2 separate regions of the Homo sapiens genome follow, and region 2 is linked to region 1. A link is an interaction called in ENCODE POLR2A ChIA-PET data of the cell type or tissue named here. Cell type or tissue: OCI-LY7. All regions are shown on one strand.

Evidence for each region. ChIA-PET counts read pairs that join two places held together with the same protein. Peaks named below come from ENCODE experiments on the same cell type or tissue, not always from the same donor. Only the 100,000 strongest peaks of a DNase experiment are listed, where the experiment ranks them.
Region 2: POLR2A ChIA-PET joins it to region 1 with 11 read pairs; 8 of 35 experiments call an interaction of 5 or more read pairs at or near these places.

The regions. Positions count from the first base shown.
Region 1 is chr10:102,092,931-102,097,930 of GRCh38, reverse strand. No RefSeq gene overlaps it. Among named protein-coding and RNA genes, the nearest start is that of LDB1, 25 kb to the left of the region's middle. In OCI-LY7, no CTCF peak of the experiment used is centred here; no DNase peak of the experiment used is centred here.
Region 2 is chr10:101,827,790-101,832,789 of GRCh38, reverse strand. KCNIP2 (potassium voltage-gated channel interacting protein 2) reads left to right here. Exons shown (of 10, transcript NM_173191.3): 2 at 1,623-1,718; 3 at 2,893-2,946; 4 at 3,591-3,715; 5 at 4,094-4,163; 6 at 4,331-4,401; 7 at 4,532-4,639; 8 at 4,797-4,901. KCNIP2-AS1 (KCNIP2 antisense RNA 1) reads right to left here. Exons shown (of 3, transcript NR_045118.1): 2 at 4,851-4,930; 3 at 3,901-4,609. Among named protein-coding and RNA genes, the nearest start is that of KCNIP2-AS1, 11 kb to the right of the region's middle. RefSeq lists enhancers at 1,434-1,950, 4,005-5,000 and silencers at 2,086-2,165, 2,956-3,055, 3,176-3,225. In OCI-LY7, no CTCF peak of the experiment used is centred here; DNase peaks (open chromatin) are centred at 1,759, 2,159 and 2,999; H3K4me3 peaks cover 2,272 bases; H3K27ac peaks cover 2,294 bases.

The sequences.
Region 1 (5,000 bases):
GCGCACGCCTGTAATCCCAGCACTTTGGGAGGCTGAGGCAGGCAGATCACCAGGTCAGGAGTTCAAGACCAGCCTGGCCAACATAGTGAAACCCTGTCTCTACTAAAAATACAAAAATTAGCCGGGCGTGGTGGCGGGCGCCTGTAGTCCCAGCTACTTGGGAGGCTGAGGCAGGAGAATCGCTTGAACCCGGGAGGCAGAGGTTGCAGTGAGCGGAGATCGTGCCACTGCACTCCAGCCTGGGCGACACAGCAAGACTCTGTCTCAAAACAACAACAACAACAAACAAAAAAAAACCTGACCATACTGTATGATGTAGGTACTGGGGGAATTGGTTCCAGAATGGATATCAAAACCCACGGATGCTTAAGTCCCTTATATAAGATGGTATAGTCTTTGCATATGACCTATGCATATTCTCCCATATACTTTAAATCATCTCAAGATTACTTATAATACTTAATACAATGTAAATGCTATATAAATAATTGTTATATTGTGTTGTTTAGAGAATAATGACAAGGAAAAATCTCTGTACATGTTCAGTGCAGATGCAACCATCCTTTTAGGGGGAATTTTTTTTTCTTATCTTTTTCTATAATGATGTTGACATCATATTTTTGGAATATTTTCCATCCGTGGTCAGTTGAATCCACAAATGCAGAACCTGAACATATATATGGAGGACCAATTAGCTCCCATTTTATTTATCTTTATTTTTATTTATTTTTTATTATTTTATTTATTTATTTATTTATTTTGATTCAGAGTCTCACTCTGTCGCCCAGGCTGGGCTGCAGTGGCGCGATCTTGGCTCACTGCAAGCTCCACCTCCCAGGTTCACGCCATTCTCCTGCCTCAGCCTCCCGAGTAGCTGGGACTACAAGCGCCCACCACCACACCTGGCTAATTTTTCTTTGTATTTTTAGTAGAGACGGGGTTTCACCGTGTTAGCCAGGATGGTCTCAATCTCCTGACCTCATGATCCGCCTGCCTCGGCCTCCCAAAGTGCTGGGATTACAGGCGTGAGCCACCGCACCTGGCCGCTAGCCTGGCCTATTTTTTATTTTTATTTATATATTTTGTGAGACAGGGTCTCACTGTCACCCAGGCTGGAGTGCAATGATGCTATCATATCTCATCTCAGCCATGAACTCCTGGGTTCAAAGGATTCTCACGCCTCAGCCGTTCAAATAGCTAGGACTAAAGGCATGCACTACTACGCCCAGCTGTCTCCCATTTTATTTACCTAGGAGGAAACTAAGGAACAGAGAGGTCAAGCAGCTTGCCCAAGGTCACAGAGCCAGCAAGGATTTTGAATTTCATCCAAATGTAATGGGTTGTCACCAAAGGATCTAATGCAGGTCATGTTTAAGAGCTGGTCCCTGCCTTCCAGAAAAGAGAGAAAGGGCCGGGTGTGGTGGCTCACACCTGTACTCCCAGCACTTTCGGAGGCCGAGGCGGGTGGATCACCTGAGGTCAGGAGTTCAAGACCAGCCTGGCCAATGAAGTTTAGACTTAATTTTATAGAGAGTGGAAAACCACCAAAAGTTTTTCAACAGAGAAGTGACCTACTCAGATCTGTTATTTTTTAAATTTTTTTATTTTTTTTAAATAAGGTTAGTTTGATGTGGTGTGTAGAACTGGAGAGGGGAAACTAATTAGGAGGCTATGAGGTCCATGCTGCTAGTAATGTAGAAAACCCAAACCAAACCACACAAAAAGATCCTAACTTATAAAATAAAACAAATACAAGATTAAAGAATTAGTCCGGGTGTGGTGGCTCACGCCTGTAATCCCAGCACTTTGGGAGGCCGAGGTGGGTGGATCACCTGAGGTCAGCAGTTCAAAACCTGAGGTCAGGAGTTCAAGCCTGGCCAACATGGTGAAACCCTGTCTCTACTAAAAATACAAAAAAAAACTAGCCAGGTGTGGTAGCAGGTACCTGTAATCCCAGCTACGGGAGGCTGAGGCAGGAGAATTGCTTGACCTGGGAGGCTGAGGTTGTAGTAAGCTGAGATAGTGCCACTGCACTCCAGCCTGGGTGACAGAGAAGACTCCATCAAAAAAGAAAAAAAAAAAAAAAGAAAAACAAGATTAAAGAATTAAATGTAAGTAAATAAAGTTAGAAGAAAATGAGATTAAATAGTATTCATCAGCCTTGTAGGAATATGTGTGTGGGTGATAAACTTGCAAGCTTAAATACTATAGAAGAAATCAAAAAGGAAGAGAGTAAATTTTATCCCAATTAAAAAAAAAAAAAGGAAAGAATGACCAGTTTGACTACATACAAATTTACAACTTTGGTGTATATATGTATAAGTAAAAACGAAACCAAACCTCTAAAGAGAACAAACAAGAAAGCAATATGCTGAGAAATATATTTGCAGCAAATATGATAAAGAGTTAAAATGTTTTTGTATAAGTAGGGTGCAGTGTGGGACACCTGTAGTCCAAGCTACTGGGGAGGGTGAGGCAGGAGGATCCCTTTATAAAGCTTCGGAGTTTGAGGCCGGGCGCAGTGGCTCACACCTGTAATCCCAGCACTTTGGGAGGACGAGGCGGGCGGATCACAAGGTCAGAAGATCGAGACTATCCTAGCTAACACGGTGAAACCCCTTCTCTACTAAAAAATATAAAAAATTAGCCGGGCACGGTGGCGGGCGCCTGTAGTCCCAGCTACTCAGGAGGCTGAGGCAGGAGAATGGCATGAACCTGGGAGGCGGAGCTTGCAGTGAGCCAAGATTGCGCCACTGCACTCCAGCCTGGGTGAGAGCGAGACTCTATCTCAAAAAAAGAAAAAGAAAAAAAAGCTTCGGAGTTTGAGCCCAGCCTGGGCAGCATAGCAAGACTCTGATCCTAAAAATAAATAAATAAATAATTTTTGTATAATTAATTTATGCAAAATAGGTTTTGTTTTGTTTTTTAAAAGGCCCCTCAATAAATAAATGGGAGCCAGGCATGGTGGGTCATGCCTGTCGTCCCAGCCTTTTGAGGGGCTGAGGCAGGCGGATCACGTGAGGTCAGGAGTTCAAGACCAACCTGGCCAATATGATGAAACCCCGTCTCTAGTAAAAATAGAAAAAAATAGCTGGGCATGGTGGTACACACCTGTAATCCCAGCTACTCGGGAGGCTGAGGCAGGAGAATCGCTTGAACCCAGGAGGCAGAGGTTGCGGTGAGCTGAGATCACGTTACTGCACTCCAGCCTGGGCAACAGAGCGAGACTCCATCTCAACAATAACAACAAAAAATACAAAAATTAGCCGGACATGGTGGCAGGCGCTTGTAATCCCAGCTACTTGGGGGCTGAGACTGGAGATCGCTTGAACCCGGGACAGAGGTTGCAGTGAGCTGAGATTGTGCCACTGCACTTCAGCCTGAGCAACGGTGTGAGAATCTGTCTCAAAAACAAAACAAATAAAAATAAAAATGACAGCTGGGCGCAGTGGCTCACCCCTGTAATCCCAGCACTTTGGGAGGCTGAGGTGGGTGGATTACCTGAGGTCAGGAGTTCGAGACCAGCCTGGACAACATGGTGAAACCCCACCTCTACTAAAAATATAAAAACTAGCCGGGCATGGCCGGGCGTGGTGGCTCATGCCTGTAATCCCAGCACTTTGGGAGGCTGAGACGGGCAGATCACGAGGTCAGCAGATCGAGACCATCCTGGCTAACACAGTGAAACCCCGTCTCTACTAAAAATACAAAAAATTAGCCGGGCGTGGTGGTGGGCGCCTGTAGTCCCAGCTACTCGGGAGGCTGACACAGGAGAATGGCGTGAACTGGGGAGGCGGAGCTTGCAGTGAGCCGAGATGGCGCCACTGCACTCCAGCCTGGATAGAGCGAGACTCTGTCTCAAAAAAAGCACTAGCTGGGCATGGTGGTAGGTGCCTGTAATCCCAGCCACTCGGGAGGCTGAGGCACGAGAATTGCTTGAACCCAGGAGATGGAGGTTATAGTGAGCTGACACGGTGCCACTGCACTCCAGCCTCAGTGACAGAGTGAGACTCCATCTCAAAAAAGTAAAATGAAAATGACAATTCAGCTGGGCCAGGCAGCTCACGCCTGTAATCCCAGTACTTTGGGGAGTCTGAGGTGGTAGGATCACTTGAGTCCAGGAGCTGGGGGCCAGCCTGGGCAACATAATAAGACCCTGTCTCTACAAAAAAATACAACTATTAGACAAGCATGTAGTAATCAGCTACTCTAGAGGCTGAGGTGGGAGGATGCCTTGAGCCCAGGAGGTCAAGGTTGCAGTGAGCCAAGATCAGGCAAATGCACTCCAGCCTGGGCAACAGAGTGAGACCTTGTCAATAAATAAATAGATAAATAAAGTATACAATTCAGCAGCTTTTAGCGTATTCATAATGTTGTGCAACCATCACCACAATTGATTTTAAAACATTTTCATCACTTCCGAAAGAACACCTGTATCCGTTGGCAGTCATTCCACATTTTCCCCACTCTCTCAGCCCTAGGTAATCGTTAATCTATGTCTATAAGACATTTCATATACATGGAATCATACAATATATGACCTTTTGTGACTGGCCTCTATCTCTTAGCATGAGGTTTTCAAGACTCATCCATTTTGTAGCAAGTACCAGTATTTCTTTTCTTTTTTCTTTTTTTTTTTTTTTTTAAGGGGCAAGGTCTCACTATGTTGCCTAGGCTGGACTCAAACTCCTGGCACATGTCACTGCACCTGGCTTAATTTTTTTATTGCTCAATAATATTACATTATATGGATATACTACATTTTAGTTATCCTTTCTTTTTTTTTTTTTTTTTTTTTTTTTTTTTTTTTTTGAGACAGAGTCTTGCTGTCGCCCAGGCTGGAGTGCAGTGGCGCGATCTCGGCTCACTGCAAGCTCCGCCTCCCGGGTTCACGCCATTCTCTTGCCTCAGCCTCCCTAGTAGCTGGGACTACAGGCATCCACCACCACGGCCGGCTAATTTTTTGTATTTTTAGTAGAGACGGGGTTTCACTGTGTTTG
Region 2 (5,000 bases), 270 kb after region 1:
TTAGAAGCAGGTAGGGGGCTGGGGTGGGGGGCAGGAGAGCCACCCCCGAGTCGGGCAACTACACCATTGGAGGCCCCAGGCGCAATCCAGCTTTGGGAAACTAGAGTCCAGGCTAATGGAGCCCTGGGCCAGAGGCCAGGAATGCCATCGATCCCCCTGCCTGGCCCACTGCCTCCCTCCCACCTCTCCATGGCTCCTGGGGTGGGAGGGAGGTAAGGATGTGTTGAAGGAGAGGAGGTGGTTACTCACCCAGTCACCTCCTGAGAACAGGGCCTGATCTGGAGGGTGAAGCCTGGATTGGGAGGGTGGGGTATATGGAGGGGGAGTAACCTTTAACTAAAGGAAGTTGGACCCCTCCAGGAATGGACTGAGGCCAACTTTAGTCACTGTGTCAGATCCAGTGGGATCTGATCCAGGAATCTGGATGCAGTGCAGCTGGGAGACACAGACACACACACACACACACACACACACACACACACACACACACACAGTAACACTGAGGGTCCTCTGGGGGTGCAATTAGAGCTGTAGAGCATGTGCAGAAATAAGGGAGAAGAGGGGAAGGGGAGCCATGATCAGTGGGCCATGGATAGCCCCACAATACACCAGAATACTCGCCTCCAAGATCTCTTATTGCCACAAAGTTTACTATTATTTCACCCTCAAAGAGCAAGCCATACTGGAAGAGACTGTGAAGGGGCCACAGTTTAGGGTAGATGAGTTAGCTGATGAGGAACCCTGCCCTTTGGCAGAAAGATTCTGGGCACCTTGGAATGAGGAGGGGTTACAGGAAAGAAAAGTGGGTGTACCCAGGAAAAATGAAGCCTCTGTGGGTGAGGTATTGAGGTACAGCCTTAGATATCTGGGTGCCATGGGGACCCAGGTCACAGTATGATATGGATATGTGTCATGACAACCTTGATATGTCTCATAATGTTATAAGGTCACAATGTCATAGTGTTCTTTGTAGACTCACATGTCATGATGTCCCAGAGGCATTGTGTGTTCTTGTGTGGTTTGATCATGCTGTGTGTGAGATGGCCTATATGGGTCTCCATGTGTATGCATCCTGTTTTACTTAGGTCACATTTGTATATGTTTGTGTTAAGGAGTTAGCAGGTCATTGTGTGTGTGTGTGTGAGCATGCATATTACGCCATCAGGTGTGAGTTACTGGATATCAAGCTGTCACTGGCACCCATCACTGTGATGTATTGTTCTACATGTCACTATACACGCCTGTCACTGTAGGTGTGTGTATGAGAGAGGTGTTCTTACCCAGGCAATCCTTGGGTTGGACATCATCCTGAGAGGTCCAGCCATGGCACTTGAGCCAAGGGTACTAGGTCAGCAAAGACACTGAGGCCACTGCCACCTCATCCTTGCCGCCTCGCTGTCACCGGCCACGTCCCATTAAACCAAGTGCCTGAGCCTCACCTCTATGGACTCACTGGGCTCCCCTAACCCGATTCCAACCACCCTTGCCATTCCTTTCCTCCCCTTAATTCCTCCCCCAGCCCGGTCCCCAGATGGGGTTGATTTGTGACTGGCGGGGAGGGGACAGGGAACAGAGGGACAATGGGAGTTAATGTGCCTTCCTGGGGTCTTCTCTCTTCCCAGGCCACCCTCCAGGGCCCACTAAAAAAGCGCTGAAGCAGCGATTCCTCAAGCTGCTGCCGTGCTGCGGGCCCCAAGCCCTGCCCTCAGTCAGTGAAAGCAAGTGCCTCTCATGTGCTTCCGGGGGCGGGGCTCGATGTGTGCGTGCGTGTCTGTGCATGAGTGTGTGCGCGTGTGCCCCAGGCCTGCGAGTGTGCGCATGCTCCAGGCCTGCATGTGTGGGGGGGCGTGCCCCAGGCCTGCGTGTGTGGGGGTGGGGCCTGCCCCAGGCCTGTGCGTGTGTATGTGTGTGCATGTGCGCGCGAGCGTGCCCCAGGCCGGCGTGTGTGTGTGGGGGGGCGTGCCCTACCCCTGCATGTGTGTGGAGGGCGTGCCCCAGGCCCGCGCGCGTGTGTGTGTGTATGGGGAGGCGTGCCGCACGCCTGCGTGTGGGGGAGGGGCGTGCCCCAGGCCTGCGTGCGTGTGTGTGTGTGTGTGTGTGTGTGTGTGGGCGTGACCAGCGTGGCGAGGGCGGGTGCTGGCAAGGCTGGAGCATAAGGGGGCGTGGCTACTGTGTGCGTGTGCGGCTGAAGCCAGCGTGTGTGGGCGTGGTCAGTTGGGAGCGGGTGTGTGTCACCGCTCCCGCAAAACTGTGGGACCCGAGAGTGTGGGTGTGACCATTGTGACCAGGCTGAGGCCTGAGCCTGTGTAGCTGTGGCGGCCTGTGTAGACCAGGCGGCCGTGAGGGTCTGTATGTGGCTTAGCTGGGTTAGTGTCTTCAACTCCGTGCGGCCGCCCCCTTCCCCACCGTGTTTTGGACCCCTGATGTGTGTTGCCTATGCCCCGACAGGATGGTGACAGGTGTAGAGGATGGCGCCTGCCCTCCTCCAGACGCCAGGGTATTTGGGTTTTCTGTGCCAGCCTGGTCCCCTGCTGAGTGATCTCCAGTTGAGTGACCTCGCTTTGTCTCTAGGTCTCCATTTCCTCAGTTGGGCCTTGCCCACCTCATAGGATCATACTGCATTTTGCAAACCATAAAGGCCCGCTTTGTAGTTATTTGAGCATGCTGTTGTGTTGGACTTAGATGGGTCCCACACGGGGGTGGATTCGGAAAAGGACAGGCGTGAGTCCCGCAAGCTTGTGTGCATGGGGTCCGTTTCGTGTGTGTCTGTGCTGGTTGGGTGTGCCTTTGCACGGGCTGGGTTGTGAGGTTTGCTCTGAGTGTGAGGGGCCAGGTGTGTGTCTGCAGTTGGCCGGGTCTTCCGCTTTCTCGGTGACAGTTCGCTCCCTTCAGCATTAGCCGCCCCAGCCTCCCTCCGCCCCCACAGACCCCGCCTGCTGGACCCAGGTGACTTACGCTCCTGGTGGGGGCGGGGCGGGGCAGGGCGGCTTTGCCATCTTGGGGTGGGGGGCACTTGCCTGGGGGCTGGACGTTGGGGGCGGGGCAGGATTGAGATGGGGCCGGGGGTGGGGTCTGGATGGAGGTTGGCTGAGCTGGGCGGGGCATGGCTCAGGCATGGCTGGGATAGATGGGGCTGGGCGGGGCGAGGGGAGGGGCTGGGTGGGACGAGGGGAGGGTTTGGGCGGGGCAAGGCTGGGGCTGGGCGGATCTGAGTTGGTCCCCGAAGGCCCGGAGCTCTGACCCTCAGACGCCCCCTCTTGAACTGGCTTTTCCCACTCCTCCCTTTCTAAAACGAAGATGCGGCTGGGGGCCTTCCCCTCCAACGAGGGATCGAGGGCCGCGGGGCGAGCACTGAGTCGGATCCCTGGCTCTGGGGCCAGGCCAGGCCTTGGCCCGCTGATAGACCTCGAAGATGGCCATCATCTTTTCTCCTTACCTCAGTGTCCTTGGCTCGGGGCCCAGGGAACTGGCAGCCTGGTCTCCGGCATCGGATGGGACCGGGGGGCGGGGAGGGGGTGAATGGGGCAGTGATTTGAAGAGGGGTCGCGGAGGCTGGGCCTGAGGCGCGGCTGTCCTCACCGCTCCCGCAGACAGCGTGGACGATGAATTTGAATTGTCCACCGTGTGTCACCGGCCTGAGGGTCTGGAGCAGCTGCAGGAGCAAACCAAATTCACGCGCAAGGAGTTGCAGGTCCTGTACCGGGGCTTCAAGAACGTGAGTGCAAGGCGAGGCCAAACTCAGCGAGGGTGGGACAGGAGGACCCAAGCCGGTCCACAGCTTCCCAGAAAGCATGGCTTGGATGCTTGAGGTGTGGGCGGAAGGGAGGCAAGGCCCTGAGACTGAACTTCTAGCTGGAGGTTCTGGGGCGGGGCCAGAACGGAAGTGGCGCCTGTAGACTGTCAGTTTCGTTCCATGTTTTTTATTTGTGCACTGGGAAAGAAGTCTTCCCTCCCATCACATGAGCCACGTGGTGAGTCCTCTGGAGGCTTGAAGATTATCCCCCTCCCTGGGAGTCTTGGGCCATGGAGGGTGGGGGCGGTGAACGGAAGGGGATTTTGTCTCTGCCCTCAGCCTGGTGCCCTCTCCTTCCAGGAATGTCCCAGCGGAATTGTCAATGAGGAGAACTTCAAGCAGATTTACTCCCAGTTCTTTCCTCAAGGAGGTGAGGGGACAAGGCCCAAGGGGAAGCAGTTGTCCTTCTCTAGGCTGAGGGAGGGAGGGATTCTGGAGGAGCTGGGAATGCCAAGGTGATGGGGGGTATGGGGAGCTCCTTAGAGGGAGGAAGTCCTCTCCTGTGTGGAAGCCAACTTCTCCACACTCACCCTGCAGACTCCAGCACCTATGCCACTTTTCTCTTCAATGCCTTTGACACCAACCATGATGGCTCGGTCAGTTTTGAGGTGAGCTGGGCGAGGTGGGCCAGGGAAGCCTGTTTCCTGGAGTTCAGGGCCAGGATCTCCAGGCCAAACCCAGAGAAGGAGTTGGGTGAAGAGTACCCGAGGACACAGCTCCCTCCTGCCTCCTTCCCAGGACTTTGTGGCTGGTTTGTCCGTGATTCTTCGGGGAACTGTAGATGACAGGCTTAATTGGGCCTTCAACCTGTATGACCTTAACAAGGACGGCTGCATCACCAAGGAGGTGCAGGGCAACTGAAGGGCTGGGGGTCTGTGGCGGTGATGGGGGTGGCGTGCAGAGGGTGATGGGAGGGAAATATGACCCACATATGCCCACAAGCAAGGGATCAAGGGAGGCTGGAGGCTCTGAGGAAGGATCCTCTTCTCTCTTGGCCTAACAGGAAATGCTTGACATCATGAAGTCCATCTATGACATGATGGGCAAGTACACGTACCCTGCACTCCGGGAGGAGGCCCCAAGGGAACACGTGGAGAGCTTCTTCCAGGTACTTGGGAGTGGGTAGGCTGGAGGGCCCTGGAGTGAAGGGAAGAAGGCCAAGAACCAGCAGGGAACTCACCTGACTTCTGTCTGCCTCTCTCTTGCC